5 separate regions of the Mus musculus genome follow, and all the other regions are linked to region 1. A link is a loop called in an ENCODE intact Hi-C map of the cell type or tissue named here. Cell type or tissue: left cerebral cortex. All regions are shown on one strand. Links, peaks and the distances in the headings refer to the core of each region. The heading gives the core; the rest is flanking DNA. Region 1 overlaps Gm5089 (predicted gene 5089). Region 2 overlaps Clybl (citrate lyase beta like). Region 3 holds the start of Zic2 (zinc finger protein of the cerebellum 2). Region 4 holds the start of 1700108J01Rik (RIKEN cDNA 1700108J01 gene). Region 5 holds the start of Gm5089 (predicted gene 5089).

What was found. A loop is a pair of places that touch in the nucleus more often than their neighbours do. Peaks named below come from ENCODE experiments on the same cell type or tissue, not always from the same donor. Only the 100,000 strongest peaks of a DNase experiment are listed, where the experiment ranks them.
Region 2: it touches region 1 in a loop (2.4-fold over the local background); 4 of 42 quality-filtered maps call a loop at or near these places.
Region 3: a loop joins it to region 1, with 1.8 times the contacts of the local background. A loop is called at or near these places in 3 of 42 quality-filtered maps.
Region 4: it touches region 1 in a loop (3-fold over the local background); 4 of 42 quality-filtered maps call a loop at or near these places.
Region 5: a loop joins it to region 1, with 2.0 times the contacts of the local background. A loop is called at or near these places in 6 of 42 quality-filtered maps.

The regions. Positions count from the first base shown.
Region 1 is chr14:122,403,288-122,409,579 of GRCm38, forward strand. The region is part of intron 1 of Gm5089 (predicted gene 5089); the gene reads right to left. Among named protein-coding and RNA genes, the nearest start is that of Gm25464, 18 kb to the left of the region's middle. In left cerebral cortex, for the core only: a CTCF peak has its summit at 2,747 (motif pointing left); DNase peaks (open chromatin) are centred at 3,377 and 3,625; H3K4me3 peaks cover 1,024 bases; H3K27ac peaks cover 950 bases.
Region 2 is chr14:122,220,813-122,227,104 of GRCm38, forward strand. All of the region lies in intron 1 of Clybl (citrate lyase beta like), which reads left to right. Among named protein-coding and RNA genes, the nearest start is that of 1700108J01Rik, 9.7 kb to the right of the region's middle. In left cerebral cortex, for the core only: CTCF peaks have their summits at 2,023 (motif pointing left) and 3,094 (motif pointing right); DNase peaks (open chromatin) are centred at 3,097 and 3,899; H3K4me3 peaks cover 291 bases; H3K27ac peaks cover 207 bases.
Region 3 is chr14:122,470,780-122,477,071 of GRCm38, forward strand. Zic2 (zinc finger protein of the cerebellum 2) reads left to right here and starts at 4,605. Exons shown (of 3, transcript NM_009574.3): 1 at 4,605-5,968. The coding sequence starts at 4,897. 2610035F20Rik (RIKEN cDNA 2610035F20 gene) reads right to left here and starts at 4,420. Exons shown (of 5, transcript NR_045046.1): 1 at 4,124-4,420; 2 at 3,669-3,823; 3 at 2,214-2,398; 4 at 612-910. In left cerebral cortex, for the core only: no CTCF peak of the experiment used is centred there; DNase peaks (open chromatin) are centred at 3,211, 3,420, 3,770, 4,299 and 2 more places; H3K4me3 peaks cover 2,521 bases; H3K27ac peaks cover 2,094 bases.
Region 4 is chr14:122,232,378-122,238,669 of GRCm38, forward strand. All of the region lies in intron 1 of Clybl (citrate lyase beta like), which reads left to right. It overlaps 1700108J01Rik (RIKEN cDNA 1700108J01 gene), which reads right to left and starts at 1,261. Exons shown (of 2, transcript NR_015532.1): 1 at 1,079-1,261. In left cerebral cortex, for the core only: a CTCF peak has its summit at 3,499 (motif pointing left); no DNase peak of the experiment used is centred there.
Region 5 is chr14:122,450,514-122,456,805 of GRCm38, forward strand. It overlaps Gm5089 (predicted gene 5089), which reads right to left and starts at 633. Exons shown (of 4, transcript NR_033326.1): 1 at 538-633. In left cerebral cortex, for the core only: a CTCF peak has its summit at 3,065; DNase peaks (open chromatin) are centred at 2,638 and 3,350; H3K4me3 peaks cover 690 bases; H3K27ac peaks cover 1,738 bases.

The DNA of each region.
Region 1 (6,292 bases), core at 597-5,596:
ACCACGGGGAAGGCTGTGCTGTTTATTTAAATTTGTAAATAGAAAACAGTTGTTTTCCAGTTTCATTTTCCTCCTCCTCCTGGGCCCTTTTGGTGGATTCCCTTCATGGCCCCTGGTGTGTGCCCCATCCCCGAGTCTACTTCTCACCCCTGATTCTATCCTTCTAGTTCCTACAGAAAACCCTAGGAGGTGGATACCACATCATCGCACCAATGCCAGGTCAGAAACTACTGTTACCATGGCCACCATGCACCCCAGTGCAAGGTAGGAAGGAGAAAACCACCCTGGCTAGCAAGTGGCTGAAGCCAACCCCAGAGCTGATGGATCTGGAGAAACATTCTTGAGACACGGGTATTCACAAGCAAGGGACCTGAAGGGCTAACTCTTAAACAGAGCTGAGGCGTTGGGCTGGGGCCACCTGCTTTGGACCTTGTGTGTCTCTCTCCTTTCCCTCATTGAGAGATAGCCATTCCTCACCTGGGCTGCTCTGTGCTACCCCAGAGTTTCTGGAAAGGCATATGGGAGTGGGAAGATCCAGCTAGCCTCTGGCCATTGGTGCTTCAGGACAGAGGACAGGGGCACTCTGGGTAAGAAATGCCCAGGCCCCAGGCTGCATCTGGGAGTCATGAAGTCAGGTGTGCACAAAGTAAGCCGACCCACAGGGGTCCATGCTGGTGGAAACAAAGACTGCTCATAAGCCAGCAGGGAATGGAGGGCATGAATGCATGTGCACACTCACACACATGTACACACGCTCAGAGTGTTAGAGCAGTACTGATTTCAGATAAGCTGTTGGCGCTAAAAAAAGATGAGGGGCACATGTTCTGGCCTCCATCCCAGTCGTTCAGGTCGACCCAAAGCATACAGGGGCCTCCCTCTGAGGAAGCCCCACCTGTATGGTGGAAGTCATGGAGACCTTAAGAAAAAGCAACCCTTCAAGGCAGAGGCAGGCGGATTTCTGAGTTCAAGGTCAGCCTGGTCTACAAAGTGAGTTCCAGGACAGCCATGGCTACACAGAGAAACCCTGTCTCTAAAACAAACAAACAAACAAACAAACAAACAAACGAAAAGCAACCCTTCAAAGTGGTACTGAGAACAGGGCCTAGTTAGGCCTCTCCCACTCCACAACAGTGGTAGGGACTCCTATGTCCTCACCATGTTAGAGTATCTCGGAATCCTTGTCCCCTAACTTCCTTATCCATACAAAAACACCCTGTTTGGTTCTGGTTTTGCCTTTGAATCAGAATCTTGATATGTATCCCAGGCTAGCATCAAACTCATGAGAGTCCTCCTGCGTCTTCCTCCTCCAAAGTCCTGATGTCCTTCACCGTATCCAGCTCAAAACGATCTCTCTCATTGGCTAAGCCTTCTCAGACCTCGGATCAATCATCTTCATAATTAAGAAATACCACTTTAGGTAGGATCACAAGACCGGGGCCCACAGGAGGCAAAGATGTAGGCCAATTGCCAGTCATCTGAGAAGATACAAGGGCCCCCAGAAGAGAGGTCCCATAGCCCTCATTCCCCAGGAGACAGAAATCTAAAACGTGGAGTAGCAAGGAAGCAGGCATCCCACTTCTCCAACCCACATCCCCTAGTAAGGAGCAGACAAAGAGAAATGCCACCAAGGCTGAGTGAGCCACCAAGGCTGAGTCTGCCGTAGGGACACAGACGTGGGTGATGAGGTGGGAAGGGGACTTGGCTGCTCATCAGATTAATTAAAAAAACATACCTGTTTATATTTTTATGTAGCTCAATGGCAGCCACTTTGCCTGTATCACCCCCTTGTTATTAATTCTAGGGGGCTAAATTATGGATAACACTATTAAAACATTATCAGAACTAATGAGAAACAATTACTTAGAAAATGAGCCAGGACAAGATTGAGCTGAGAACATCAGCGGTTGATCTCCACAGATTAGTTTAATAAATCATCAGGTGCGATGCGAGAATGACTGGACGGACGCAAAGCCTCGTCACGGGAAAATGAAATTGCGATTCTTTTTGCATAATTTTTTCATTAATCTCAATAGGACCCGTGTGGTGTCGATTGCTTTATGCCTTTAATACCTTGCCCGAGGGGGGGGGGGTGCCCAATAATGTCTTCATTGTTTTACTGAGGTCTTAATGACAATCTGTGACAAACTCATTTTAATGTATAGAGGATTGTATCGGCACAGTCATGTTTTATTGAAAGGGTAAGGAGAATTCTGGCTGGTTGGGGGGCACCCCTGGGACGGCAAGTTAGGGACTTTCTTCAGCCTTGTCTCCAGTTTTCCACAGGGCCACACTGGCCCCCACTGCTCTAGAGACAGGTCGGGAAATAGTGTCCCGGGGATGAAGACTTCACCGCCTGTAGTTTGAATTTGAAAGTCTTTGATTGCCTGGCATATTTTGCTGGATAAATAGAACCAACCATGCGGTGTTCCGCTCTCTAAAATAGAAGTCATTATCGCCAGGAACACCTTTGCACTCAATAGTTTTGTGGGAGTTGGGGAAACTTTATTTAGAGACTATGGAATTTTCTTAGTTGGCACAGGAAGAGGAGAGAATACGGGCTTTACAGCTCCCCTTGTCCCCTCCCCCCCAACACACACCCCTTCCTCTTTCTTCCTCAGGACAGTATGCTTTTAGAGCTTGCATTTATTTTGCCATCTGAATCCTCTGCGTTTTTTTTTCCACGGGAACTTGTGAATATTATTACCAGTGGAGAGCACAAGAAGGGTCTGTAAATCCAGGGCTTGGGAACAGTGCCCTCTCCCGGGAGGGCCCCCTGCAAAGCCCTCACTTTGTAATTTAGGGGAAGTAATTACCTGACCCTAACATTGAAATGCTAAAGCCTAACTCTTCTTTCTTCCCACCCTCTGTTTTCAACTGGGGCCAGGGATGGCTAAGTAAGCGACCCGAACTGGAACGGAAATTACTTTTTAGTACCTGTAAAACTTGCGCAGTGGGACCCGGCAGCTTGTCCCGGTTCTGTGGTGGGTGACTTTTGTCGCTGGTGGACATGGTTTGTTTAGATTCTAGTAATTATTTGACACCCCACCTCCTTCAGAATCCGTAAAGATAGCCAGAAATACAAAGCAAGCGCCAGGAAGGCACCAAAGTCCTCCTGGACACGCAATTTGTGGCGATCTACTCAGTTTCGTCTAAGCAGGTTATTTACGTTTTCGAGGACTATGTAACTGTGTCCTTCCTTTTACATAATTTTTCCCCCTTTCTTTTTTCATTGTGACTGACCGGCTGGGTTTTCTTTCGCTCCTTCGGACGGGAAGAGCAAGGCAAGCCTGGAACTCCCGTACCGCTTAGGAAGGAGACGTGCTCAAACGGTCAGGACACGCGTGTAGGTAGATGTTCTTCTGTTCCGCACCACACACCGCATGCATCGGTGCGCGGGCGTCGCCCCGGAGTAGAGACCAGGCCTTGGGCACATTTCGGAGACCGCTGCCCTTCCCTGCGTGATGACTTACACCGGTGTAGCAGTGCTGGGGCGCAGCGGCCAGGCTAGGCCGGGGCCGCAGTGGGGGGATCCCCGTGGCCCAGTGGCCAGGACTGCGGGCCTCCCGGACCCCGTGAGCCTGTCGCGCAGCCGGGCTGTAATGGTGCGAGATCAAAGGCTGCCCGTGTCCCCGCGGAGCCGGGGACAATCCTTCGCCTTTGTGCCTGGTTGCTAGGAGCCGAAGAAACTAAGAGAAAGTGTCAGGAGCGAGTTAATCAGACTCGTTACAGTGTAACAATAACGTCTTTCTCGGGGCTCCTGGGCCCCCGCGCACCCCGTGCACAGGCCGGACACCTGCGCGGGGCCCATAGCCCGTCCAGGGGATCCGCCGCCCGGGTGTGTCGTAAACACCGAAGTTGGCTCCTGGGCCATGTGTAAAGAATTCTGGGGGAGACGCCAAACGCCAGGCAAGTCCTGGGCGAGTCCTGGTGTACTGGATCTGAGTTCCACTCTCTAAAAGATGACCCATCTGTAGGGCATAAGACCTGGAAAGATCCACGTCTTCTGCCTAGCCAGCTTCCTGGTTAACATTTCCCCAGATGCCACAAGCAACTTTGTGGATTTCTCTGCACGTCTGCGAGAGAAAACCACAAATTCTAATTCCCCAGGGTAAGAAAGAAGCAGATGTGAGTAAATATATCCCCCCTCCCCCGAAGGTCTTAAGGGGAATCGCTGCGCTCACGAATATTTAACTAAATTCATATTCAGCCAACACCTGTTGAGTTCCCTGGATGTCAGACAACTGTCCAAAAGTCACAGAGCGATCCACAGATGAGTTCTCTTCAAATCGAAGTACCCATGGAGCACGCCAGCACTTGGGAAGCAGAGGCAGGGGGACCTATGTTAGTTCAAGGCCAACCTAGTCTGTATAGTGAGTTCCACATTAGCTAGGTCTACATAGATAAATAGATCTACATAGTGAATAAATTAATTAATGAAAGGGAAAAAAGAATTTAAAACGTTGCCAGGCAGCCGGGCAGTGGTGGCGCATGCCTTTAATCTCAGCATTTGGGAGGCAGAGGCAGGTGGATTTCTGAGTTCAAGGCCAGCCTTATCTACAGAGTGAGTTCCAGGACAGCCAGGGCTATACAGAGAAACCCTGTCTCAAAAACAAAAACAAAAACACAAAACAAAACCAAAACAAAAAACAAAAACGTTGCCAGGCAGTGAAGGCACATACATTCAAAAGGCAGAAGCAGGCCGATCTCTGTGGGTTCAAGGCCCACCTGGTCTACAGAGCAAGTTCTAGGATAGCCAGGGCTACACAGATAAACCCTGTCTCAAAAACCAACCATCACCACCACCACCACCACCAACAACAACAAAACCAATCAACCAAACAAAGAATCATTTAAAACATTCGAAAATCCAGCAATCCATACTCTTCCCTGTATCTCTCCCTTGGAAAACGGTCTCTGCAGTGTGTGAGCCATGCAAAGGCATGGTGAGGTCTGAGGAATGAGGTCCGCCCTTCTGTAGTATGCACATGGTTCCACAGACTTGCCTAGAGGACCTGCTAGTTGCTGATCTGATGACCAGACCATGCAAAGCCGTGCTCAGCCACAGCTAGAAGATTGGTCAAGGTGAGTTGACTTTCTCATAGGTGACCTCTTACTTGGAAACCGAACCAGACTTCTAGACTGGAACTACAGCACCCTAAGTTAAATTAAAGCCAGCAGCCTCTTAAGACCCCACATGGAACTCAGTAACCGTGGAGGAGTCTGCTTCAGTCTCAGCCAATTTTGGAAGGGGAGGTGTTGAGACAGGGTCTATCTGAAGCCCTGTGTGGCTTGGAAGTTCCTTTGTAGATCAGGCTTAAAGATAGAGATGTACCTGCCACTGCTGGTGTTAAAGGCTCTGCTGTGCCAGGCACCCCAACCCCAACATTCTTGTAGATTCCTCACAGGCAAACTAAACAAAAAACAAACAAACAAACAAAAAAACCCACACATATTCCTTAGGTTAGGGTCTTGGGGCATGGGAGGAGCTCTAGGGGGAAAAATTCTTTATGCGAATAACAAAACTTTCTCTCTTGAGGCTAGAGGCAAAGGAAACTAGTTAGATGGGCTTAGCCCATAAAAACCCTCACCTCCGTGCCTGGTCCCTCAGACTTAAGTGGTGGAAGGAGAGAACCTACTCCTGCAAGTTGTCCTCTGACAACACACACAATAAATAAGAGAGAAAGAAAGTAATGTTTAAAGAAAGAAATACAAGAGGGGACCAATACTGTGAGTCATACTATCTATCTGCTGAGTTGGAAGCTGTGAAGACAAGCTGGAAGCAGTAAAGACAAGCTGGATTTTTTTTCTTTTCTCTTCTTTCTTTCTTCTTTCTTTCTTTCTTTCTTTCTCTCTCTCTCTCTCTCTCTCTCTCTCTCTCTCTCTCTCTCTCTCTCTCTTTCTTTCTTTCTTTCTTTCTTTCTTCTCTTAAGGATGTCTAGCTGGTTTAACCCAGGTTGTTTGTTTGGTTTTTGGGTTTGTTTTTTTTTTGTTCTTAAACAAGGAACTAATTTGCCTTTGTCCTTTAGATACACAGCTAGTGTCACAAAGACAAGGAGTGTTCTGCTGCCTTCAGAGGGCTCCTTGTGGTGTCTGCAGAGGAATACTCTGGGTATCCAGCTTTATATCCCCTAAGCACCAGAGGACAGAAGGGACAGGTCAGTGGGAGCCCCTGGGTTTTTCTGACGAGGAGGGTGAATAGATGGTTTGCTCATCCCATAAAAACACTTGCTAAGCAACCCAGCTGACTGGAGTTTGGTTTCTGGAACATACTGAGAAAAAACAAGAAAACAAA
Region 2 (6,292 bases), core at 810-5,809, 180 kb before region 1:
TGTTTTTTTACTTTTGAGACAGGCTCCCAATTGCTCTCTGTAGCTCAGGTTGGCCTTGAACTCATGACCCTCTGCCTCTTGGGTTGTGAGGTTACAGGCATATATCAGAGTACCAGTACCAACTCTGGCTAGTTTTAGTGTGTGTGTGTGTGTGTGTGTATTTGTGCGCGAGTGCGTTTTAATCAACCTTCTCTACCTTGGGAATCTCACCATGACAAGGTACAGCTCTGTTACAGGACAATTTACAGCTTTGCCTTTTCTGAAGACAGGTTCAAGCACAATGCACTAAGCATATAAGCTAGAAGTACCCAATTTATACATACTGATAAACTAGGATATGTGTCTGAGGGCTGTGGTCAAAAGACTCCCAAATATGACCTAAAAAATGATTTATTAGCCGGGCAGTGGTGGCACACACCTTTAATCCCAGCACTTGGGAGGCAGAGGCAGGCGGATTTCTGAGTTCGAGGATAGCCTAGTCTACAAAGTGAGTTCCAGGACAGCCAGGGTTATGCAGAGAAACCCTGTCTCGAAAAACAAAACAACAACAACAACAAAAATGACTTATTACCATCACTAAGACATGGATGGAGGGCTGGAGAGATGGCTCAGTGGTTAAGAGCACTGACTGCTCTTCCAGAGGTCCTGAGTTCAATTCCCAGCAACCACATGGTGGCTCACAACCATCTGTAATGGGATCTGATGCCCTCTTCTGGTGTGTCTGAGTACAGTTACAGTGTACTCACATACATAAAATAGAGGTATGGTCCAGTCTGGGGTCTGTCCCCTTTGCTCACAGTATAGCTCTCACATAAGTTGGGTGTTTGGGCTTCCCCATCAAGAGCCTACTCAATCCTTCTGAGCCACAGAGCTCTTCTATTCACAGCTCTTCTATTCACATTGACCCTCATCTCAGCCAGGCATTGTCTGGCTGCATCCAGATGCAGGCAACACTACGAGATGCCTTACTCAGCAGAGTACCTCTGGGGCTTCCCTGACTCTACTCTTGGGAACAGATAGTGTCCTCAAAGTGTTTTTACTCTCCAGACCTAAGAAGTAGCTAAGGGAAGCTAGGCTGTGCTGGTGTGTTGTACCCAAATGGGTCTGAGCTAGAAACTATGATAAGAAGGGATCCTGGGACTTGGAGCCTTCACCATCCCACCACCCCAGAGCCTGTCCAGCCCAACCTTTTGGCCTTCGAAGTGTCTCTTCTACTAGGGTCTGGCTTTTCATAGTGGTGTAATTGTTCATTTTGAAAAGCTCTAAAGTCATCGTTCAAAGGTATGTTATTGATTGGTATGTGGGGGGGGGGGGCATCAAGTGGACCTGAATGGGCAGAGCAAACAACTCCCTCTCTACCAGAAGGGATGACATGCCACCATTTTAAAATTAAGTAGCATTTTAGGGCCCAGTGTGGCGGTACACACCTATAATCTCAACACTTTGGAGGCTAAGGTAGAAGATACGTTGCATGTAGCCTGGGTCACATAGCTGGACCCCTCCCCCCAAAGGATAACATTGATGAGCAGCTACTCCTGGCCCCAGGTCCTCCTCCCTTTAGAAATGAGCCTCACCTGAGCTCTGCCACATGCCCCATTCCTTGAAAGCAGAGAAGTGGGGGTATTTAGAGCTGAGGCTCACTGACCCACCGGGCACCCTAGGCCTTGAATGACTCTTGGCATCTTCCTTTCTGTCAGCCAATGAATCTGTGCTGAGCCCTGGTCCTTCCGGGCTCCCTGGGAGACAGCATTTAGTGATGACCTGGCTCCTTTCTCACTGAGGCCAGCTTAGGGAATGGACGTGTGAATGAGGATTTGTGTGGCCATAGAACCGGATTCAGGCCCGAGTCTTCTCCAGAAACAAAGGCAAGTCTGTTACAACAACTGCCCTCCTTCTCACAGGGTCTGTGATCCCATGGGTGTGGCCCGGAGCAACAGTGTTGCATTTTGTCCCTGTTCTGACTATGCTGGTCCAGGTGTCTTTACCTGGAACTCATAAAATGGAGACAGAACAGTGGCCTCTAGTGGCTGATGGGGCCCTCTGGGACCACCTGCTACCAGTGAGTGACCCACGCTACCGTCTTGCCAGCAAAACGCACGCAGGCCACTCGGATCCTTCTGCAGTAAAGCTTTAATACATCTCGAGAGATAGATGATCAACTTCAGGAGAGGAGACCCAGAGAGCAGAAAGCCCTTCCCTTTTATAGGCTGTGTAAAACGGTTGGAGACGTGCACCACCCGAATTGGCTGCCCACTATCAGTCAGTTAACGCCACGAGAGAGGCAGGGCTCAGGCAATGACGCCTGCACACATTTTACTATGAGCAATGGATGTCAGCGCCATCTTGTAACGGTGACTGTGAGGGCGGCTCCTCACAAGTGAGGACAGCCCACTGATGCTTAGGCCACTGAAGGGCCACACCCAAAGCTGGGTGAGAGTGTCCTATCATCCCAGGACAAGGCATGCTGGTAGGCTGGTCTGCTGTGGAGCTTACATTGCAGTCCAGGCAGCTGGAGCAGGAGAAGCTGCTAGCTTGTCTAGCTGCAAGGAGGGCTTCATATCCCTAGAGTGTACAATAACACACACACACACACACACACACACACACACACACACAAAGAGGACTCAGAGAGGTCTAGGTATGAGTGCCCAGACAGGGAGCTTTTCCTCATCAAAGTTGATCAGCTGACGTCTGAAGGGCAGGTGTGAATGGCGGGAGACTCCGTTTTCATGGAGTCTGTCCTTCAGAATGGTCAAAGTAATTCCTTAGTAGAAGTGGCCTCTTTACCCTTCTCTGTGGGGCTTGTGAGCAGCTTCAGTGTTGACAATCTGATACTGTGTTGCTTTTTCTAGTCAGAAGCCATCTTGGGCCCCTCCCACTTCCTGCTTTGTTTTCTGAAGCTGTTTAGGTTTTTGTTTTTGTTTTTCCTTTTCCTTTAGGTTCATTTTGTAACCAGGGCAACAAATGCTGCCATGAGTGGACAGGAGGGTTGGGAATGCTGGAACCAAATCATCTTGGGGAGATGGGTTAGGAGGCTTATGTTTCTGTACGGTAAGTGCGGTGACTAGACTGTAGTTCTGGAGTGGTCACTAGATGGCACTCACACACTGGTGTTAAACCAGTCCAGGACTCCCCACTTTGGCGCCTGTATATTCTCCAGAGAGGCTGACTGGCCAAAGCTTTGTATCCCTCCACTCTTGATGGTCTACAGAGATCTAAACAGACGGATACGTGCCTCTGTCTAACTCATTTCACCTGATACTGAGCGATCTTAAGAACCTGGCAAAAATACCTTCAAAGGTCTTAAAACCCTGTCAGCTGCTTAACCCCGGCTTGCTCTTCTCCTGAGCAAATGCAGTGAACCCATCTTTGCAGTAGAGAAACTTATCTGTTTCTCTCCTAGTCGTTTCACAGATATTCTCAGTGGGAAGAATAGGAAGTGAGGGTGAGGGAGGCATTAAAAAGATTAGCACGTCAGAAGGAGATCTATCTAAAACAGAACTACAGCTTGGTAAAATACAACGGAACCTGCTAGATAGAGATTAATATTATTTTATCAGGTCTATTGTTAGACAGTTTCAAACAAGCGAAGCATCATTTGCATGTTCTTGTGTATTGCTGGAGTAGGAGGCAGGAAACCGTATGTTCTTCTTTCTACAAGTTGTATGTGCATCACAGAAAAACCCAATCTTAACTTCGTAAATCTGTTCTGATGGAACAGGAAGGGAATAATGAATTTCTAAGGTCACCTCGGCTCCTGCCTGGTTCAATCCTCTCTGAGCTGAGTGGACATCTTGGGGAGGGGCCCTCGTGGCTCTCTCAGGCATGGGCACGCTTCTTCATCTATGCTCTTCTTAGCTGAGATAACAGTGCTCTGAGCCCCACTGGTAAGGTTAACCTGGGTGCCGCAGGACAGCAGATGGGAATTCTGGTTTGCAGCCACTGCGGAAAAATAAAAACATGTTCCAGAGGGGAAGGGAGCTTGTATTTCTGCGTTTGAACCTTTGATCCACATTCGCTTCTGAAGGGAGGGCTAAACCTTTTGGTGGAGACACATGGCTTGACATCTGTGAAAACACAGCTGTATGGAGCAAAGAAAAGTTGGGGAAAACACAATGGTTTTGCTGTGTCAGGGCCGTTAGTGCTCGAATTCTAGACAAATATTGTCTTTTGATAGTTCTCGCAGAAGGCCTTCTAGATTTTCCCAGGTAATTGCTTAGTAATGTTATTCTTTGAATTTCAGATTTTGAGCCACCTTTTAAGAAGTGAGACATAGGTTTTTCTCTTCTCTCCTCTCTATAAAGACAGTAAAATAAATGAATTGTTGTGATGACCTAGCTGGCAGCCGGGAGGTGGGAAGAAATCAAACCCTTTGAAACAGATGACGGTAGACATCACGATTTGCTTTCGTTTATTTTTTTTTTAATGGAAATATTGGACATAGAGCTTTGTTCCCGACGTTACAGCAAAGATGGGGCCTTCGAAGAGCTTGGCCCTTGGAAACTTGCTTTGTTTTGAGCAATTAAGGTTTGTCACTGAGCGGATGGAGAAGCCCTGCTTCCATTCATCTGTAAATAGCAGTCTTAGCACGTCTCTCCATCCCTCTCCCCAGCCCCTCGGCCAAGAGAGGTATTTAGCGAGGTCTTCCTTCGTCCCCACTTTTCCCTCTGCCTTCCTCTTGACCTTTCCCCTTTTCCTACTATCGAGTCTGTGACCTGTTAGCTCTTCCTTGTCCCTTGGTAATGGGATATCTCTGGACCCTCCCATTCCTCCTGTACCAGTGTGGCCACCAAGACATCCTGGGATGAGGGTTTGAAGTGGAAGCAGAAGCCTGGACAGCGGCTGCCCCATCCCCCAACCCAGTCTCACTTTCCAGTACCCACCACTTCAGCAGCAGCCATGTGTCCCCGAAATGAGATTACCGTGGGGTTTCTTTAAGAGAAAGATACAAATATTCACCTTTGGGGGCCATCCTGCTGCCAGAAGGAGTGTGAACTAAAGTCCTCCCAGACACCCCAAAACTTTCCCCTTTGAAGTCATCCTGCCTTCCCCTTGCAGGAGAGGAAAGAAGAGCCGAGTAGATGTCAGGACCTCTGAAATGCTGACTTAGCCTTTTCCCTAGGCCTCCTGTGGGCTCATCCTCGGGCCTTTCAACTGTTCCTTTTGAAACTGCAGAGTTAGGTGGCCAGGCCTTTCCACACTGTCCCAGCCACCAGCATCTGCTCCGGGCAGCAAAGGGAAGAGGCTGAGGGTAGGTAGGAGGAAAACATGGGTGACAGTTAGCCTTGGAACAGTTTCAGGGCTTATCCACCTTGTTAACAAAAAAAAAAAAAAAAAAAAAAAACTTCCCAAAATCAAATAACACCCCCCCACCTCACCCCACCCCCCCACCTCACCCCATACCCCCCCATCAAAGCCAAGCCCCTCTTGCTGGCTGCATTTTGTCCCTGGGACTGTGGGTGTCACCCCAGCTTCTTTTTTTGGAATTTGAGCTTGCGATGCAAAGGACTTGGTGAAGCCTATTAATTTTTCAGGCAAAACAGATCAAGGGAAGTCTTTGATGCGGCCTTCCCTCATTTGGTATTCAAAGGTAAAGAGCCTACCCTCTTCTCTTTGCTTTTGACATAATTAAAAGAGATTGCCCCCCACCTCAGTGACCACAAAAAAAAAAAGTCACCAGTATTTTTTGAAGTAAAAGTTCTAACTTTTTATATCAAGGCTGTTGTTTGGGGGCCCTAAATACAACCGGTATTTATGTTGTTGCATGCTGTCTGTCTACCTTGCATTTTAAGTTTGGCAGATGGGGTTACATTGGATCTTTTCCTCGATACACACACACACACACACACACACGCGCGCGCGCGCACACACACCCAGAAATTTGAAGTAACCTTGGACACCTAACTGATTTTTATACTGGAGTGTCCTAAAGTTCCATGAAGTGGACTCTCAGGTTCTCCCATCTGCTGTGTTTAACCTCAAATTGTGACCCAAGAAGGCCCAGCAAGGCCCTTTGTCTTATCTGAGCATTTCCATGCTGGCTGGTGAGGCCTTAGGTTTTTCACTACATATGCAAAGAGCCTGGCTTGGATTTTTTTTTTTTAACACCCTCTGTTTTTGCTTGTTGCTGGTGTCCCTGTTTCCCATTGTATTGGTTGTTGACGCCCAGGGCCACTGTTCATTCTTCTTGATTGGCCTTGCCCCAAACATCTCAGGATGGATTAAAAATTCATGCACCAGGCTGAATCAGTTGTGTGTTACGATAGTTTTATTTCTCTATCTAGAGGTAGGT
Region 3 (6,292 bases), core at 795-5,794, 68 kb after region 1:
TTTTTTTTTTTAATCCGCTCGAACTACAGAGTTTAATTATAAAGAGAAAAGATACAAAGCCATGGAAGAGCTTTATCTTATGAGATCTTCTCATAGCCTCCTTCCTAATGTTATTTAACAGTTACAGCTTTGGCTAGGATTTTCACAACTTCCTCTCCTCTTACATTATACCTTTCTAAAGTCATGTCAAAAGGCTTTTGTTCTATGTGGGTTTTATAGAGGGGGCTTCCCAGAGCACACATGTGGTCTTTCATGTATCAGGGGGTCACCCAACTCAGTAATAGCTGAGAAAGCAGAATCAAAAGTAACCTTCAACTTAATATCCTGTTGATTATCTTGTTGGATTTTTGCCTCTAATATAGATGGAGGTGGTGCTAGATGGAGGTGGTGCTAGAACTCTTGTAGAAAAGGAAATTATTATTATGTTAGTTATTATTTTGGCCTAAGCTACAATGTATTACATACTCTTCTTCACAGCTTCTCTCCCCCATTTTTACACCTTTCTTTAAGGGAAAAAAATTGGAGTGTTACTGGGGCCAAGAGTCACAATAATATATTCAGTGGATAGCCAAGTTGTTTGTATTTGGTGTCTCCTTTCCCACAATGTATACCTTTGTGTGTGAGAACACAGTGGGTGAAGTGCAATGCATTTATTCTTCTGTATGTATGTGCACATCACGCTATAAGAGATCACAGTAGACACCATTCAAAAGGAGTTGCTCATGATTGCTGGGATGTTTGTGGAATTTGCTTCACCTCATCCCTTATTTTTCTTCTTGTAAACACACCACGAATTTTTGATCAAGCCTTGGTTCTCTTCACTCGCCGGGAAATGTACCCTTGCCAGGAGCCCTGTGGCGGATATCCTTCTCAGCCACAAGCTGAGGTTTTGCCCAGTGCAGGTTTTGCCCTGTTTGAAAAGAACAATTTGGGGAAACTTAACAAAGAAAGAACTGGCTTCCAAGCGTTGACAGTTACCGGTTTGGGAAGTTTGACAGAGCAGCCTTTCTAGAAACCTGTTGGAAAAAAAATGATTTGCTCAGTGTCTGCCTGCCTTCACTCCTTCCTTCTGTCCTTCCTTTCTTCCTTCCTTCCTTCCTTCCTTCCGCTAAGGAACCTGAGTCTACTTTTGAGGCAATAGTCCTGAAAGCCTTTGCGCGTTCTCGCAAGCGCGCGCGCGCGCACACACACACACACGCGCGCGCGCGCGCACACACACACACACACGCGCGCGCGCGCGCACACACACACACACAGGCACACACAGGCACACACACACACACACACACACACACACACACACACACACACACACACTTGTTCTTGCCCTCGCTTTTTCCTCTCCTTCCTTAAAAAAAAAAAAACTGTCAAGAAGGAAAAGGTTTTTTTTTTTTTTTTTTTCCTTCTTCTTCTTCTGGTTTGCAGAGAAATAAAACACTTCTGAAAGAGGGGACCGAGACATGACTTTGAACTTGGTTCAGCTCCTCTGTTTCCTGCAGTGAGAGGAGAACTGGAGCTGGGAAAGAATAGCCAGGAGGGCCCAGCCGGCGAGCTCTCCGGCGGGAATTAAGGCATCTGCCCTAACGCTCGGCCCTCGAATCCAGCGCCCAGCCGCGCCATCCTGAATTGCGGGCTCAGCAAAGAAGAAATCAAAGCGAAAGGAGAGAATAGGTCAAAAAAGAGAGGAAAGGAAGAGTGGGGAGGGGGGTGAGGAAGTGGTAGAAGAGGAAAACCTACAAGTGTGAGGGCTTGAAAGAAGGAAATAAGGTCTTTGGGTAGCAAGGCTGTTATTCTCACAACCAATCTTAGGTTAAAAAAAAAAATTGGGAGTGGTAGTATTTTTAGAGCAAACCAATACATGCACTTTTCAGTATAAATTGCTAAATAAGGCAAGCAAATGTGAAAGACTGAATTAGGCAGGCTTTTAAAATAAATGGATTGAAGCCTTTCTGCTTAGATATTTTCCATCTCTCCCCCCTCCCCTCCCCCTGCGGTCTAGCAGGCCAGTGTAGCTTCTGCCCTTTGAGGTAGGGGAATGGGAGGAAAGAGGACCATTTCCTCTCTCCAGCTTCTAGGAAAGCTCATGATTTCGGTCAAGATGCCTTTTTCTTGTGGTCGTTTCTCCCGTCCCCCTTACCAAGGAATGGGGAACACGGAGGAAACAGAGGGAGCCTTGGTAGAAAGGTTGGCTCCAACAGTTGAGCCAGACCCACCTAAGGTTTGAGAGGTTGTTTGATCAGGCAGGAGCTCATATTCATTGCAGCAAATCTCAACAAGAGTCTTCTTCCAGCGTTTTTGGTGATTTCATTTCAATATAAATTTCGAAGTATGTTGTTATTCTCTTGCGCGAATTTTATCTCAGTTTCCAGAGATTTATTAATAAAAGCAGTTCTCAGGCCTGCGAAAGGTGAAGGAAGACGATGGTCACGGGCTGAACCTTTACACTTCCCCAAACTCTTGGCCCGCAATTCCCTTTCCCATTACCTCTTACCAATCTGAGGGCGGTGGGACAGCCATGTTCTTAGTGGGAAGCCAGCCTGGGTTCGAGGGCGGCGCTTGGGAAGCTTTGCGGTGGCTTCACCAAAGAGTGACACTTACCGTAAGCCCCACAGTTTATTTTTTCTGAGGCCCTGATTCTGATACGGCAACAGCCAAATTAAGGCCTAAACCTTGCTTGATTCTGGGCATTCCACTTCCAGAACCAATGTGGCTGTGGACCGGGTCAGGAGGTATCCACCCGGAGGGAGACACTGTCTTTAAATGACGTCTAAACTGCCCCTCAGGGTCTGCTGCCTAGTTTACTCCTGTAATCTGAGCTGAACATGAGCGGCCAGGGCGGGGGGTGGGGAGGTGGGGATGGGGTGGGGGCAGGGGTGAGCTAAGTGCGCCCAGGGGCAGGTGGGGACCACCGCCTGGGATGGGGGCGGTGTATAGACGAATGTCCAGGGAGTGGAAAGAAGGGATAAGTTTGACTATCTGTGTCCACCATCCTTCATCCACGCTTTAACGCCTCAAAGCAAATTGGTCAAGGTGAGAATGGAGAAAGTAGAGTGCCTGTCCAGACTGGGAAAGACCTGTCCTTGTCAGGAAAAGTCTCTTCGCTCCCTCAGGGTCTCGGGCTTGGTGACTCTATAGCTAAGGGTGCTTTGGACTAGAGTTCCCGGATTTTTCGGTGTACTTTGGTAGTGGATGCAATCTCTGGGGAGTTGGTGGCCTCTGACAAAGTATACGGGAGCAGGATCGGGCGGAAGGGGACAAGACCCATAGACCTGGCACCGCGTTAGGCTCGCAGCTGAACTCTTGAATTAGCCGGCTGGTGACGGGAGCCACAGAGCCAGACGCGCGAACGAAACCCTGCATGCTGGCAGGCCCAGTCTATGGGTGCGTTGGGCCGCTGCTGCAGCTGCACAACCCAAGCGGGGCTCAGGGAAGGTGGGGCGGGCTGGGCGAAGGATTGACGAGGCCGTGATGGCCAATAGCGGTTTCTGGAGGGCGGGATGGGCGGGAGTCCCCGTTAAAGGGGCGGTGTGACCAGGAGGCCGAGCCTTGGATAAGGAGGGAGGGATACCCGGGCGGGAGACCCGGCGGGTACGCGGGGGAGGGGAGAGGAAAAGGAGGGGACAAAAAATAAAAAAATAAAAGGCTGCTGCTGCGGCCTCAGCGCCCACCGAAATAAACAGAGGCGGTGGCGAAGGCTGCCCACTGCAGCCGCGAGAGAGGAAGAACTCGTGTTGGCCTCCTAGCATTTGCTTGTGCCGAGGACTTCGCTCTGTCCTCGCTGATGCGAGCACTCATTCCCGGACTAGCGCCCAGAACAGATCGGCTGGAGGAAGGGGGAGAACCAGAGAACACTTTTTTATTGTTGTTATTGTTTTTCAGACTAGCCTCACCCTGCTCCCCTCCCCCTCCTCGCCTTCTCCCCTCCCACAGTCCCCCCCTCCCCTGCTCCTCCCCCTCCCTCCTCCTCCAGCCCAACTTAAAGAAAGAGGGGACGACGCGCCCGTTTCCTTCATCTAGGGGAATTCGTGACCGCTGCAAGTTTACTACTCCGGGCGTCGCCAATGCCAAGCTCGGAGGGCCAAGAGGGCTAAACCCCCGCAGCAACCGCGAAGCCGAACAATACCGGCAGCGCTCTGGGCGGCGTGAGCAAGGCCTCGGGGGAGGGAGCGGCCACCCGAGAGCGCCGTGGACTCGACGCCTAGCCTCCTCCTCCCGGCTGCCCAGCGCCCCTGCGGAGATCAGGTGGAGCGGCGGGTGCGCCAGGCTCTGGGGCTGGCGGAGCTTGTTGCTGTCCGCTCCCTGCCAGCTTGTGTGCGCACAGCCACTGCCCTAGGGCACTGTGGCCCCGCAGCCGCGTTGACTTCATTCGGCGGATGCCGCTGATCTCAGCCAGGCTCCTGGTCCGCCGGCAGTACAAGGCAGCTAGCGAGTGAGTGCGTGCGTGCGTGCGCGCGCGGGGGCGCGCAGGGGTGGGGGCCGCGGCGCTGAGCTCGCCCTCCGGCGGCCCCCCTCTCCTCCGCTCCCCACACCTCCCTCCGCTCCCTCCTCCCGCCCGCCCTCCCCTGCCCTGCCCGCCCGCCCCCGCCGCAGCTCCTTTAATACACTTTGGTTCTCCGCCTGGCTTTGGACTCTTCTCCTCCTCCACCTCCTCCTCCCGCGCCTCCTCCGCCGCCGCCTCCTCTTCCTCTCCGCGCCTTCGCTCGGTGCCCGGCCGCCTGAGGCAGATACAGGCGGCGGCGGCGGGCGCACCAGCCCGGCTCCCGAGACTGCAGTCGCCAGTATTTCCACCGCCGGTTCACGGAGCCGGGCGTCCAGAGGACGCGCCTCGCCGATCCGAAGAGGAAATCCAGGCGGCGGGGTTCACCGGCGCCGGCGGGGCGGCCGGGCGCGCTGGCCATGCTTCTGGACGCGGGGCCGCAGTTCCCGGCCATCGGGGTGGGCAGCTTCGCGCGCCACCACCACCACTCGGCCGCGGCAGCGGCGGCTGCGGCGGCCGAGATGCAGGACCGCGAGCTGAGCCTGGCGGCAGCTCAGAACGGCTTCGTGGACTCGGCCGCGGCGCACATGGGCGCCTTCAAGCTCAACCCCGGGGCACACGAACTGTCTCCTGGTCAGAGTTCGGCGTTCACGTCGCAAGGTCCGGGTGCTTACCCGGGTTCGGCTGCTGCAGCCGCTGCGGCCGCGGCTCTAGGGCCCCACGCCGCACACGTTGGCTCCTATTCGGGGCCTCCCTTTAATTCCACCCGGGACTTCCTGTTCCGCAGCCGGGGCTTCGGGGACTCGGCGCCGGGAGGCGGGCAGCACGGGCTCTTCGGACCCGGCGCCGGCGGCCTTCACCACGCGCACTCGGACGCGCAGGGCCACCTTCTTTTCCCTGGCCTCCCGGAGCAGCACGGGCCGCACGCCTCGCAGAACGTGCTCAATGGGCAAATGCGCCTAGGGCTGCCGGGCGAGGTGTTCGGGCGCTCGGAGCAATACCGCCAAGTGGCCAGCCCGCGGACCGACCCCTACTCGGCGGCGCAGCTCCACAACCAGTACGGCCCTATGAATATGAACATGGGGATGAACATGGCAGCGGCCGCAGCCCACCACCACCATCACCACCACCACCCTGGTGCCTTTTTCCGCTACATGCGGCAGCAGTGCATCAAGCAAGAGCTCATCTGCAAGTGGATCGACCCGGAGCAGCTAAGCAATCCCAAGAAAAGCTGCAACAAAACTTTCAGCACCATGCACGAGCTGGTGACCCACGTCTCTGTGGAGCACGTCGGCGGCCCGGAACAGAGCAACCACGTCTGCTTCTGGGAGGAGTGTCCACGCGAGGGCAAACCCTTTAAGGCCAAATACAAACTGGTCAACCACATCCGCGTGCACACTGGCGAGAAGCCCTTCCCCTGTCCTTTCCCGGGCTGTGGCAAGGTCTTCGCACGCTCCGAGAACCTCAAGATCCACAAAAGAACTCATACAGGTAATCGTGGGTCAGCAGTGGGAAGAGGCACCTCGAGGAGAAATAAATGCACAGACTGAGCGTGTGTGTGTGTGTGTGTGTGTGTGTGTGTGTGTGTTCGTACGCGTTGGGGAATGACCATCAGCCAGGGACCTGGAATGGGAGAGCGCAGGACAGCCAGGGCTTGTTTTTGTTGGAGGATGGTAAGAGTATTATTAGACTGGGATTTTTCCATGTGCGGAAATTGAACTTTTAAACGATCAGCGTAATACCAAATATATGCTTGGAGTGATGCGATTGCCACCCCCCACCCGCCCGTCCTGCTCAATATTTCCGTTCTAAATA
Region 4 (6,292 bases), core at 841-5,840, 170 kb before region 1:
CCTAGATTTCTTTTGGAAATGATTTTTCTTCATTTGTTAAAGATGAAGTGGCCACAGTATATATCTGGGTTTTATTTGTTTTTGTTTTTTGTTTGTTTGTTTTGCCACTATTTCAGAAACAGAACCATGTCAACAGGCACAGGGAAATCCAAATGATGTTTCTAGAACTTGTTTTACAGCCTAAGCAGGCAGAGAAGCATTCCAAAGTGGCCAGGGTCAGAAACAGAAAGGCTAGGGATGGGTCCCCCCTCTGCTTAAAGAAAGAAGAAAAACATAAGTCTCATGGATAATTAAAACTGCCTGAGTGTTTCATGAGTATTTTTCACAGCAATATTTCCATAAAAATATTTTAGTTGAGGGATACAGAGAAAGGATTAATAATAGAAAGAAAAAATCCCATTTTATTATATATATATATATATATATATATATATATATATATATATATATATATATAGTTTTTAGTCAATATAGTTTTCAGTGGGGACAAAAACAAAACAAAACAAAACAAACAAAAAACCCTAAAGTGTACTTTCATAGGATAACCCGAAGAAACATCTCCACATATGGTCCCGAAGGTTTACAAAAATAAACTGGTGGAAATGACCATGTGTGTGAAAAGAAGTCCGTTTGGAGTTGCTCGGGGACCACTGTTAGGATCCAGTGGCGCTTCCAGTCCATCAGACATTGTGATAATCAAGTGTACATTTTCATTCAGGGAGTTTAGAGAGAGCATTATTCTATATCCCATAGAATAATGTTTTCTTTAAACAACTCTTAACATCAAAATGGCAAAACTGTCGGACGGAGGCATGTTAGATAAAACAGATGGGATTCTCAGATCGTGCACCGTTCAGCCGTTTGATGGAATTCGCGCCACCCTGACCAGCGAGCCCAGATGGCGCTTAAATCTGTCACTCTTTAACGACCCTACTGTTTTTTAAAAATATTTTTATATTGAGCTCATTCAGTTTAATCTGAGAGATTAATCATTTCCAAGATCTGTCCGGGGAGGGCTGGCTGAGGGCTTTCTCTTGCCAGAACGGAAGCAGGAAGGATGGCAGAGGACAGGGCCTACCTGCTAGCCGAGTCCTGGACTGGAGGCCCCTGTGGGCTTTGGGACATTCACAGACAGCAGGGTTGAGAAGCCCACCCGGGGCGTAGTAGCAGTGGGGCTGAGGGAGAAAGGAACAGACATTTGGGAAAGGCCTGGGGGGTGGAGGTGAATACTGACGCATCCAGAAAAGCCGTTGCTGTTGCCAACCTCCGCGTTCTGCAAGGGGTCTGGAACTGGCTGGGTGATGCCGGGATGGCCCTCACTACAAAGGGTTGACCCGGTGGGTGTACCACCTGGAGCAGACCCCCCGGTGGAAGAACCTCTCCAAGATGGTTCTAGAAACAATCCGCTTTACACTGGGACTCTCGCCAATCTTATAGGTCTTCCTCCCAAGGGCTCCCATCCTCCTTTCTTCTTAAATTTCGGGACAGTGATTTGTGCTGTGAGACGCTGGCTAGCCTCTCCTTCCATGTCCCTAACCTCATGTATGTTTGCAGAGTGGCTTGCAATTGCTGACCTGCTAGGACTAAGGGGGAAAATAAATGTTTTTTCATTATGCAGTTGTGGTTTTTATCCCCATCCCCCGCATCTGATATATCAGGCGTCAAAATATGTTGCAGAATTTACAGCATTAATGTGAAAATTTCTATTACCACTAAAAGGCTACCAGCGATGGTCATACAGTCACACAAGTAAGGGGGCCCTGCTGCCGAAAGAAAGATGCTCTCGGCTATGTTTGGGTGTGGCAAGGCAGCACTTCTATGGGTCATGTGACTACCACTTTTAACTAGGGGTCTCCTAGAGGGATGCTGATATGCCCGGGTCCAAGTGTCCTATGCCCACCCAAGTTTCTGCCTATTGAACTCACATGTTGGAGTTTTGGTTTAGGATGCAGGTTCTTTCTAAGCGAATGGGTTTGGTGGAGACCCATCAGAGAGGAACAGAGAAGAGAGCTGTGTTTGGGAGCTTTAGGGTTTCTGGGGACTCAAGGTCCAAAATCATAACGGCAGATATGAGGGTGCTCAGGAGGCAGGACAGAAGGGTTGACACAGGTTCCAGGTCAATCTGCTCTACTTAGTGAGTTCCAGGCTAGCCAACGGTACATAGTGAGACCTTGTTTTTCCATAGGCTTTGATCTGTTCTGAGCAGAGCACTGAGCACTTAATATGCTGATATTGAACACGTAGCAGCCTGGGTTGCAGCAACATGCACCTTATGGAAGGACCCCATGGCAGTCCTCCTCAGGAAGCTGAGCCTGCCCACAGGGAGCTCCCTCCGGAGGAACGGAAAGGCCACCTGCTGTCTTCTGCAGCAGGATCAGGGTGTGATGATAATTAGAACAATTAGAACGATTGGACTCTGCACGTGTACCGGTTTCAGTCTACAAAGTATAAAATAGGACAGGTTATGGGAGGCAAATTGTTTCCACACTAAACGTTATCTTGATGGGGCCAAGGGGGATGGATGGCCAAGGGAATGGCCTCCTCCTTGCTGTGTAGGCAGGAGGCTCAGTTCTTGATCAGCAACATTCATGTACAGGAAAGGCACAGCTTGTACACTGTGACCCAGCACTGAGGAGGTGGAGACAGAAGATTCTTGGGACTTGCTAGCCAGCCAGGTTCACTTAGAGACTCTGCTTCAAAAAATAAGGTTGGAGCTGGGCATGGTTTTTATCTCAGCATTCAGGAGGCAGAGGCAGGGAGATCTGTGTGAGTTCAAGGTCAGCCTTGTCTACATATTGAGACCCAAGACAGTCAGGGCTACTTAGTAAGGCCCTACTTTAGGGGGAAAACAGGTTGAAAGTGATTGAGAAAGATACCTGACCTCTAGTGTGCACACAAGAGTGCACACACACATATAGTGTGCATATACACAGATAGCATATAGCATATATACAGCACAACACACACACAGATACACATGCTCACATAGCATGCACACACAGTGCACACAGACATACACATACACATATACAGTGTATAACACATACACGTACATTGCTTACACGTATGCACACACATACACAGCACATACAATGCACACACATACATATATACACAGCACAGAACACATATACAAACACACAACATACAGACACATAGCATACAGTCTTGATGAAGTAATATAATTCGTGTATTTGATATTATTTTAAAAGTTACTACTTTGTTTTTTACTACATTAAGTATTCCTATAGTTATAATAAATATTTTATTAGATTTTTTTTACTGGTTTATTCATTCTAATTATTTAATTTCCTCTAAAAACTAAAAATTTGGGCTGGAGAGATGGCTCAGTGGTTAAAAGCATTGGCTATCTTCCAGAGGTCCTGAGTTCAATTCCCAGCAACCACATGGCGGCTCACAACCATCTGTAATGGGATCTGGTGCCCTCTTCTGGTGTGTCTAAAGACATCTACAGTGTACTCATATTCATAAAAAAATCTAAAATCTTCATAATATTCCTATTAGTGAATAGTCTTATCTGAAACAACAGGAGCAGATAGAAATATGAAATCATAGGTGTTTGTTTATAGATGTAGATATAAGAGTTCTATAGTCAAATTGAAATAAGCTTGTACCCACTGCTTATTAATAAAAATATGAGCAAAAATAAACCTTCACCATTGATATCTTCTTCACTTCTTGTATTTACAAATTGGATCTAGCAAGAGAGAGCAGAGCTAGAGCCGTGCTGTGTGTTGCTTCTGTCTAAACCTCCTCTGAATGAATGAATATAGGCAGGGACCCCAGCCTGGATCTGTGGTATATTTGCTGGTGACCTGGCCAGGTCCACAGGGCTGAGTACAGAAAACAAGCAAGCACAAACACACAGTATGGCTGGGTAAGACATTAACACAGCTGAAGAGGGCAGACATTAGAGCCACCAGGTTTGTAGGGCTGGAGAAGGTGGACGAAGGGGCAGGCAGGAGGAGCCTCAACAGGTGTCCTCAGATGCTGGCCCTGTGCTCTGCCACTGAGCCACATCCAGGCAGAAGGGCTAAATGAATGGGGAGTGATCTTCGTTGAGGGTTTGAATCTGAAATCTTGTCTCTCAAAGGCTTGGTGGTCACCCATAGGACCATAGGAAGTGATTGGAGCATGAGGGCTCTAACTTCCTCAAAGGACGAGCTCGTTTGTAGGTCGATTATCTCTTGATTAAAGGGGGTGAAAAGGGGACCGGGAAGATGGTTTATCAGGTAAAGCTACTTGCCTTTAAGCCTAATTTAATGTCTTGAAGTCAATCCCTGGAGCCCACAGGGTAGAGGAAAAGTGCTGACCCCTGGCTTTCACACATGCACTGTGACATGTACAGTGCACACACAAAGTACACAGTGTGTGTGTGTGTGTGTGTGTGTGTGTGTGTGTGTGAGAGAGAGAGAGAGAGAGAGAGAGAGAGAGAGAGAGAGAGAGAGAAGTGAAAGGTATACTTTGTTGCTAGCCTCTTCCATACTTTTTGCTCTCTGCTGTGAGGTGAGCCTCTTTGCTTTACCACACACACGCCCCTTTCAGTTGGATTCTGCACACCATGCATGTGCTCAGAAGAAATGGAGCCAAAGCCTCTGGACTGAAACCTGGGACTGTGAGTCAAAACAAATGCTATTTTAAATTATTTTCTCGGGCTGGAGAGATGGCTCAGTGGTTAAGAGCACTGACTGCTCTTCCAGAGGTCCTGAGTTCAATTCCCAGCAACCACATGGTGGCTCACAACCATCTGTAATGGGATCTGATGCCCTCTTCTGGTGTGTATGGATTCAGCTACAATGTACTCATTCATATATAAAATAAATAATTCTTTAAAAAAAATTATTTTCTCAGAAGCTGGGCAATGGTGGCTCACGCCTTTCATCCCAGTACTTGGGAGGCAGAGGCAGGCGGATTTCTGAGTTCTAGGCCAGCTTGGTCTACAGAGTGAGTTCCAGGACAGCCAAGGCTACACAGAGAAACCCTGTCTCCAAAAACCAAAATATGTATATATTCTCAGGTATTCTGTCACAGAGATGAAAGGAGCTTAGGTGCTGAGATGCTGACAGACATGTGGCAGCCTGAATGTCTTCCCTCCCTCCCTCCCTCCCTCCCTCCCTCCCTTCCTCCCTCTCTTCTTATTTTTTTATTAGATATTTTCTTCATTTACATTTCAAATGCTATCTTGAAAGTCCCGTATACCCTCCCCATGCTCTGTTCCCCAACCCACCCACTCTACTTCCTGGCCCTGGCATTCCCCTGTACTGGAGCATATGATCTTTGAAAGACCAAGGGCCTTTCCTCCCATTGATGGCCAACTAGGCCATCCTCTGCTACATATGCAACTAGAGACACAGTTCTGGGGGTACTGGTTAGTTCATATTGTTGTTCCTCCTGTAGGGTTGCAGACCCCTTCACTCCTTGGGTGCTTTCTCTAGCTCCTCCATTGCCTCCCTCTCTTCTTTTCAGGATGTTTTGGTTTGTTTTTAGCCAAAACAACAGCAACAAGAAAAATAAACACTGGCTAATTGCAACATTAACCCCCAGATGTCAGCTAAATCACCTTCTGCCCTTCGATCCCTACCCCTACTTGTAAGGACACATTCATGGCTTCTGGCTCATGCATCTTCCTCTTGCTTGTGCGTGTGTGTGTGGGTGTACTCTGCAGTGCATGTGTGCTTGTGCGTGTGGGTGTGGGTGTACTCTGGAGTGCATGTGTGCTTGTGCGTTTGGGTGTGGGTGTGCTCTGCAGTGCATGTGTGCTTGTGCGTGTGGGTGTGGGTGTGGGTGTGCTCTGGAGTGCATGTGTGCTTGTGCGTGTGGGTGTGGGTGTGCTCTGGAGTGCATGTGTGCTTGTGCGTGTGGGTGTGGGTGTGCTCTGGAGTGCATGTGTGCTTGTGCGTGTGGGTGTGGGTGTGCTCTGGAGTGCATGTGTGCTTGTGCGTGTGGGTGTGGGTGTGCTCTGGAGTGCATGTGTGCTTGTGCGTTTGGGTGTGGCTGTGCTCTGGAGTGCATGTGTGCTTGTGCGTGTGGGTGTGGGTGTGCTCTGCAGTGCATGTGTGCTTGTGCGTTTGGGTGTGGGTGTGCTCTGGAGTGCATGTGTGCTTGTGCGTGTGGGTGTGCTCTGGAGTGCATGTGTGCTTGTGCGTGTGGGTGTGCTCTGCAGTGCATGTGTGCTTGTGCGTGTGGGTGTGGGTATGCTCTGCAGTGCATGTGTGCTTGTGCGTGTGGGTGTGGGTGTGGGTGTGCTCTGGAGTGCATGTGTGAGCTGATG
Region 5 (6,292 bases), core at 834-5,833, 47 kb after region 1:
AGCCGCGGAGGTGTGACCAACGCATCCCACGAGGGTTGAGTTATGGAAGAAGGCTGGGACTGCAGGGCTGGCCTCCGGCCTGCGCCCTGTTTGTTTTCCCTTAGCCCCCTGAATGCTAGATTAAGATGTAAAGATTACCCCGGCCGAATAAAGCCGGGAGTCAACACTCAAGCAAACAAAAGTGCTTGCACAACTCGCCAACCCCGCTGGGACCCGGGCCGCGGGCTGGGGGAGAGAACGCGCTCCTCGCTGCTAATTACAAATAAATGATGATGTGCTCACTAAGTAATTGATTTAATGACGTTCCTATGAAACTATTAAACCCGGATGGAGGTCAGGCTGGAGGCGCCCCAGAGCGCCCATTGTGGGCTGTTTAACTCCACCAGGCTCCTCCGAAAGACATCGGGGCTAATAGGTGAAGTCACAGCTGCTCCGGCTGACTTTCTCCGAGCGCCCGGCCGGCCGCGGGCACCCGCGCGCCCTCCTCCTGCCGCGCCCTTGTGTCCCACCGCCCGCGCCCCGCGCCGGCCAGCTTACCGACGCCTCTCCCAGCCCTGCCGCCAGCTCCCGAGGGCCTCTCCAGAGGGATCCCGGGTCTCTTTAAGAGCGGGGAAGTTGAGCACAGAACTTGTGCGCTCCGCCAGCAGTCGGCTGGCTGCCTGCACTGCCGCCCACCCCTTCTTCACCCCACCCCCGCCACTTCTTGCAGGAACTTCAGCCAGTGTGCCATGCAGGGTGCCCGCGCGCTCTTGGCAAGGAGCCTGGAACCCAAGTGCGTGCCCAGTGCACTGACGGGGGCGGGGCTGGCGGGTGTGTGTAGTTGTGCTTGGGTGTGTTTCAGGTCAAAAGGCCACCTTTCTTAGTCCCTTACCCAGCCCTGGGACCTGTTTGTACAAAAAGGTTGTAGAAGTAGGGATAACGAAGTAAGGAAATAAGTAAAAGCGCCCCTCCCCATCAGCTCACTTGGGCGGGAGTTTAGGCCTACCTGCTTCCACCTTGGATTTTTTAGAAGTACCTCTGCCAGTGACCTGGTCCAACTAGTCACACCGCTGCCCTGCAGCTACCACAGGGTTGAAGGACCTTAGGCCCACGTGTTAGGGCTTACAGGAGGTTTTCTTCTTGCCTGCCCTCCTTCCCTAGAACACATAGTCTATCTTGAGGTGAAGGGACACAGGCTCTTTCTGTTTTTTACAGCAAGGCTGTTAGTGCGAAATAGGACCTTCCTTATCGAACTGGCTAAACAGAGCCCCTGGGCTGAATGGAGGGAGTACATCCAAGATGGAAAAGTCAAATGTTGCAAATAGATCTACAGTTAGGGGTATTAAACCCCTCTGACAGATAGCAAGAGCCCAGAGAGAAGGAGGGACTGCATCATCTCTCCACCTGCCAGGGGCCTTCTGTTGAAAGAGAAGGCCCAAACCCAGCTGGAACTCCATGCCCTGAGATAGGAGGAGGGGGGCTTCAGGCTGCCAAAGTCAATTTGCCAGGATACCCTGGCCTCTCCAGACAGCCAACTCTTGTCTCTCCTCTTTGAGAAGCTATAGTCAACTGGTTCTTGAAGCATGGGTTAATTTAGACCATAGTCAGTTGGCGGTAGACTTCCTTTTCCTTTTTCTTCTCTCCTTTTTAGAAATTTCCAAACACTGGAATAAATTTGTATCTGGGCTTGGGTGTGGGGCCACCTTAAGCAGAGGGTGGCTTTTGTTCTCAGGTGTCATGCATCAGGGAATACTTCTGGTGGAAATAATTTCAGAGCCTTTCTTGAGGCCTCAGTTTCCCCTTCTGTAAAAGTGGATCCTAAGAGCTTGGTTGGGGGTGGGTGGGTATGGGGGCCTTTTGGTATAGCATCGGAAATGTAAATGAGCTAGATACCTAATAAAAAATGGAAAAAAAAAGAAATCAAAAAAAAAAAAAAAAAAAAAAAGAGCTTGGTTGGAGTCCTGGGAGAGCGTGTATTTGTTTGTAATTTGTGACTGAGACCTAGAGAGCAAGGTATCTTAGTAAAGAGAACCGTTTGTACAGAGCTTGTGTCTCTCTTTGTAGGATCCAGACAGGTTAATGTGTTTTCCCCGGGCAAAAAGGATTAAAAAAGAGGGGTTATCCAAACCCAAGTGGTCCTTGTGCATCTTCCTTCCCCTTCCCAACGGCTGTCTGCATGTCCCTATCCCCCTGCCCCCACCCCTTTACCCCAGTCCCTCAAACTCTTTTTAACTATGGCTGCTGACTACATTCCTGCCGCCCTCAGTGTAGGATGGTCACTTCTCTTCAGCCTGCAAATGAGAAGTGACATTTCAGCCAATCCATAAGCAGAACATGGGGACACAGGCCCATTGACAGAGCTCAGCCCAGGGGCCGGCTGGCTCCACAGCATCCGAAGCTGCCTTAATTAATACCATCTTAAATAGTCCAGCAGCCACCGAAGACAAAGTTGAAGAAAGACTTTAAGGCTGAGTGCCCCTCGACAAGCTCCTTTCCCCATGTCATTCAATATTTAATGCACCCGCTTGTAATGCAACTACTGGTGTTCCTTTCTCAGCAAGGACATTATTTTTTCACGGTGCCCATAGCCAGGGAAAGCCCTTTAGGCAAAGAAAATCAAAATGTTTGTTGTTTTGGATGACTCATAACTCTTGTTTAACACAAGCACTTTCAGGCAAGTATAACAGGCGAAGCCTCCAAAGCAAACAACACAATCCTCGTGACAGAGCCGAACACAAAAAGCACATTGTCTTGAGGAGTACCCCTTTCTCTGGTGCTAGATGGGGGCCTGTCTCCCAGTGAACACCACGACGCCATTTCACTTTTGAACTATTGTTTTTGAGTTATGCCATGTGGTCAAAAGGAGGGAGACGGGGGTTGTTTCCAGGCTCCTGAGACAAACGAGTTGCCTTTTCAATGAAATCCCCCCGCGATCCTTGAAAACGGAGTTTAAATGTCACCTCCGCCTTTCTAATGGGCACAGGGCTGGAGGCGACCCTTCAAAGCGCCTGAGTGATAAACGACCCTTATTAAATATGGCCTGGACTGCTGGGAAAGTATGGCTCTGGGCCTGCGCGCCAAAGAGCGCCCCTCACTGGAGGGCCCGGGAGCCGCAGGAGTCTGGATCATCTAGGGATAGAGGCCCTAGGACCTGCTCTGGGGTGAGAGCTAGAGTGGGGAGCTCGGGTGTAATGCAACTTATCTACCGCCCCAACACGCCGTGAGCCCCATCCCCAGAGCCTCCGCCTGGAGGATTGGTGCGTTTCCCCCCTGACTTCTTTTTGTCGGTGACCCAGTGGCGTCTGCAAGTCTGAGCTGCAAAGTTACTGATTTGCAGGCCGCATGTTAAGGCAGCCCATGTAAGTAATTTCTCCGGGCACCCCAGCAAAGGAGAACAAATCGCTGACAAAGGCGAGCGCTTTCGATTCAGCGGCGTCGTTAAGGCAACCCTGAAGTATCCCTCTTATAATAAGTTCCACTTCAAAGCGTTTCTCATTGAGCGGTGACTGCTTCGCACTTTTATTAAGTCCGGGCTTTTTCACTCCGAGGAATCATCTGTTTGGTTATTTTTCATCGTGTTTATTTTTCACTATTCACACAGTACTTGTATTAAATAAACAAAGAACAATCGCTCTACAAATAAAAGTGCTTAGGTGGGGAGAGAAGGAAGAGGTACTGGGGACCAGGCTCCCCTGCCTCTCTCCCTACCCTCTGACATCACTACCCCCACCCCCACTGGGCTTTCTCTCCTCTCTTCATTCTTTCTTCTTCCTTTCAAGCCAGGAGGTTCTATAGGGGAATCATCACCAACAACAGAAAGCTAATATATATGATATGCACATATATATCATACATTTCTAATCTTTGCCTATGTGTTTCTGATGAGGTGAGAATTGGCTGAATTAACTGGCCTTGAAAGTAAGGGTCACTGCAACTGTATCTTAATAGACTGTCTCAAATCGCTGTGGACGGCCTGCCAGCGACTCTCCTGGCCCTGCCTATTGCCATAGCAATTCTGACCTCTGTGTGGATGTACCATAAAAACAGTAGTTTGAATTTCAAAAACATGCCTTTGAACTTCTCCCTGCCTGATTAGGCAGTTTCGGGATGTGTGAATATGTGCTCTGGGATGTCCCTTCGTGGGGTCTCTGAGAGTTTTTTTTCACGGGGAGGGAAAGTGTGCTGACCACCCCAGGGTGCTTTCTCTGTGATTCTGTTGTCTTTCCAGATCTAGAATGTTCCCGAGGTTTCGGGTGGTGTTTGGGTAAGGCACTGGCAGATGGCAGGGAGGTGGTATCCCTGTAACTAGATGGATAGATTCTTAAGTCTGTGGATTGTTTTGTTTGCCTTGTGATAACATTCCCTGGTTTTTTTTTTTTTTTTTTTTTTTGGTTTTTTTGTTTTGTTTTGTTTTTTGTTTTTTGTTTTTTTTTTTTTTGGTTTAAGGTGACCACTTGAGAAATGCAGTTGTCTCTCCTGCTCCGTTCTCCCTGGTTGTATTTCCTAACCACACTGGGACAGAGTGGAGGCCAACAACGCTCCTCTCCAGTGACACAGCACTTGAGAGGCGGGTAGACAGTTGGGCCCAGTTTCCAAGGCCTTCAGGCCCCAGGATCAGGACACTTGTGTGGCCACCTCCAACTCAAGAGGACATACTTCCCACCAAGTAGATCTTGCTAAGGCTTTCTTAACATTCATTTACCAAAGAATATTTGAATAGGAGAGATATATAAACAAGGAAAAACCGTGTGTTTGCAGAGCCTCCTGGCCTGAAAAACAAAGATAGCCGATTCAGTGGTTGCAAGGCCACGTTTTTTGTTTTTTGTTTTTTTTGTTTTTTTTGCAGAGGGAAGATGAAGTCTTTGATGATAGCCAACTTAGTGTCAATAAGTGGCTTTCTTTGAGACATATTCAGATGGGAACGTCTTGCTTGCCAATTGCCATAGAAATCTTAACACACCATGAAGATTGTCCAAGCGCCAAGCCTTCCGTTCTGGACTAAATTACTTTGAAGTGGCTCAGGACGAGCAGTGGTCAATTTTAACTCTATAGACTGGACAGAAGAGGCTGGGAGTGGGAGATTGTGCGTTTTAAAGCAGAAAATAAGAAGGGGAAACTTGTTTTATACACTCTATACAAGCTTCTGCTCATTGTCAGATATCTTTTATCTTTTATATTTCCCATGAATGATTCATGTCTTGGTGGCTTTGTATCACCCTTCCTTTCACAAGAAACTTCATTAGAGCTGTAAGTTTTCCCATTGATCGAAGCCCTCATTTACGAGTGTTTTTCTCCCTCGTGTGCTGGTTATTGTCATGAGGCTTACAACAACTCTTGGCAACCTGTGTCACCTTTACTACACTTAACAGACCTGACTTTGAAAAGCCACTATAACCTTTTGGAGAAATGCTTATTGATGTGACTACCAATTGTTTTTTTTTTTTTTTTTTAATACTTGCCTTTTATCTGTTTTGTAGTGGTGAACATAAAAACAAGGAAACAGCCAGGCTTGCTAACATGTATAACCAAACATATCAATTTGAGTCAGTCACTGGAATAATCTGCTACCACAAAAAAAAAAAAAAGTTGCCTAACACCTACCTACTCCAAAATACTGATTATAATTAAAAACTAAAATTGTAACTCTCCCCCTACTCCAACCTGCTATGAGCTGATTTTGGTGTCCATTTGTCAGTCCCATTCTGTAACTATAAATTGCTCCTGAGCAGTTTTGTCACCTGCCTTTATGTTTGGAATCTTATTACCCCTGACTTTATTTTCAGCAATTAGGCACTAAGGACATGACTGATTTTAACACAAGAAGGGACTGGCTTTGAGAAAAGTATAACTGTACTTGTAACCTGCAGGGATTTGTTTTTATAAAATTTCTTGCATTTTCTAGATCAGCAGTTCTCCATCTGTGGGTTGTTGTTTTTTTTTTTGGGGGGGGGGTGAGGAGCAAAGGCCCCTTTCACAGGGGTTACCTAAGACCATTGGAAAACACAGATAGGTACAATTCATAACAGTAGCAAAACTACACTTACAAAGTAGCAACAAAGTAATTTTATGGTTGGGGGTCACCCCAACACGAGGAACTGTGTTAAAGAGTCTCAGCATTAGGAAAGCTGAGACTCACTGCTTCAGATTAGATGGTAAGTAATCCAAGCTACCCCACCCACTCCCACCTGTCCCTTCTTCAGAAGCTCATAATAGATCAGGGAAAGGCAGGTTCACTCCTTTTGCAACTGTTCTGTTTTAAAAGAATGACAGAGATGTGCCTTGGATAAAATGTAGCAATACATAGGAAGAATAC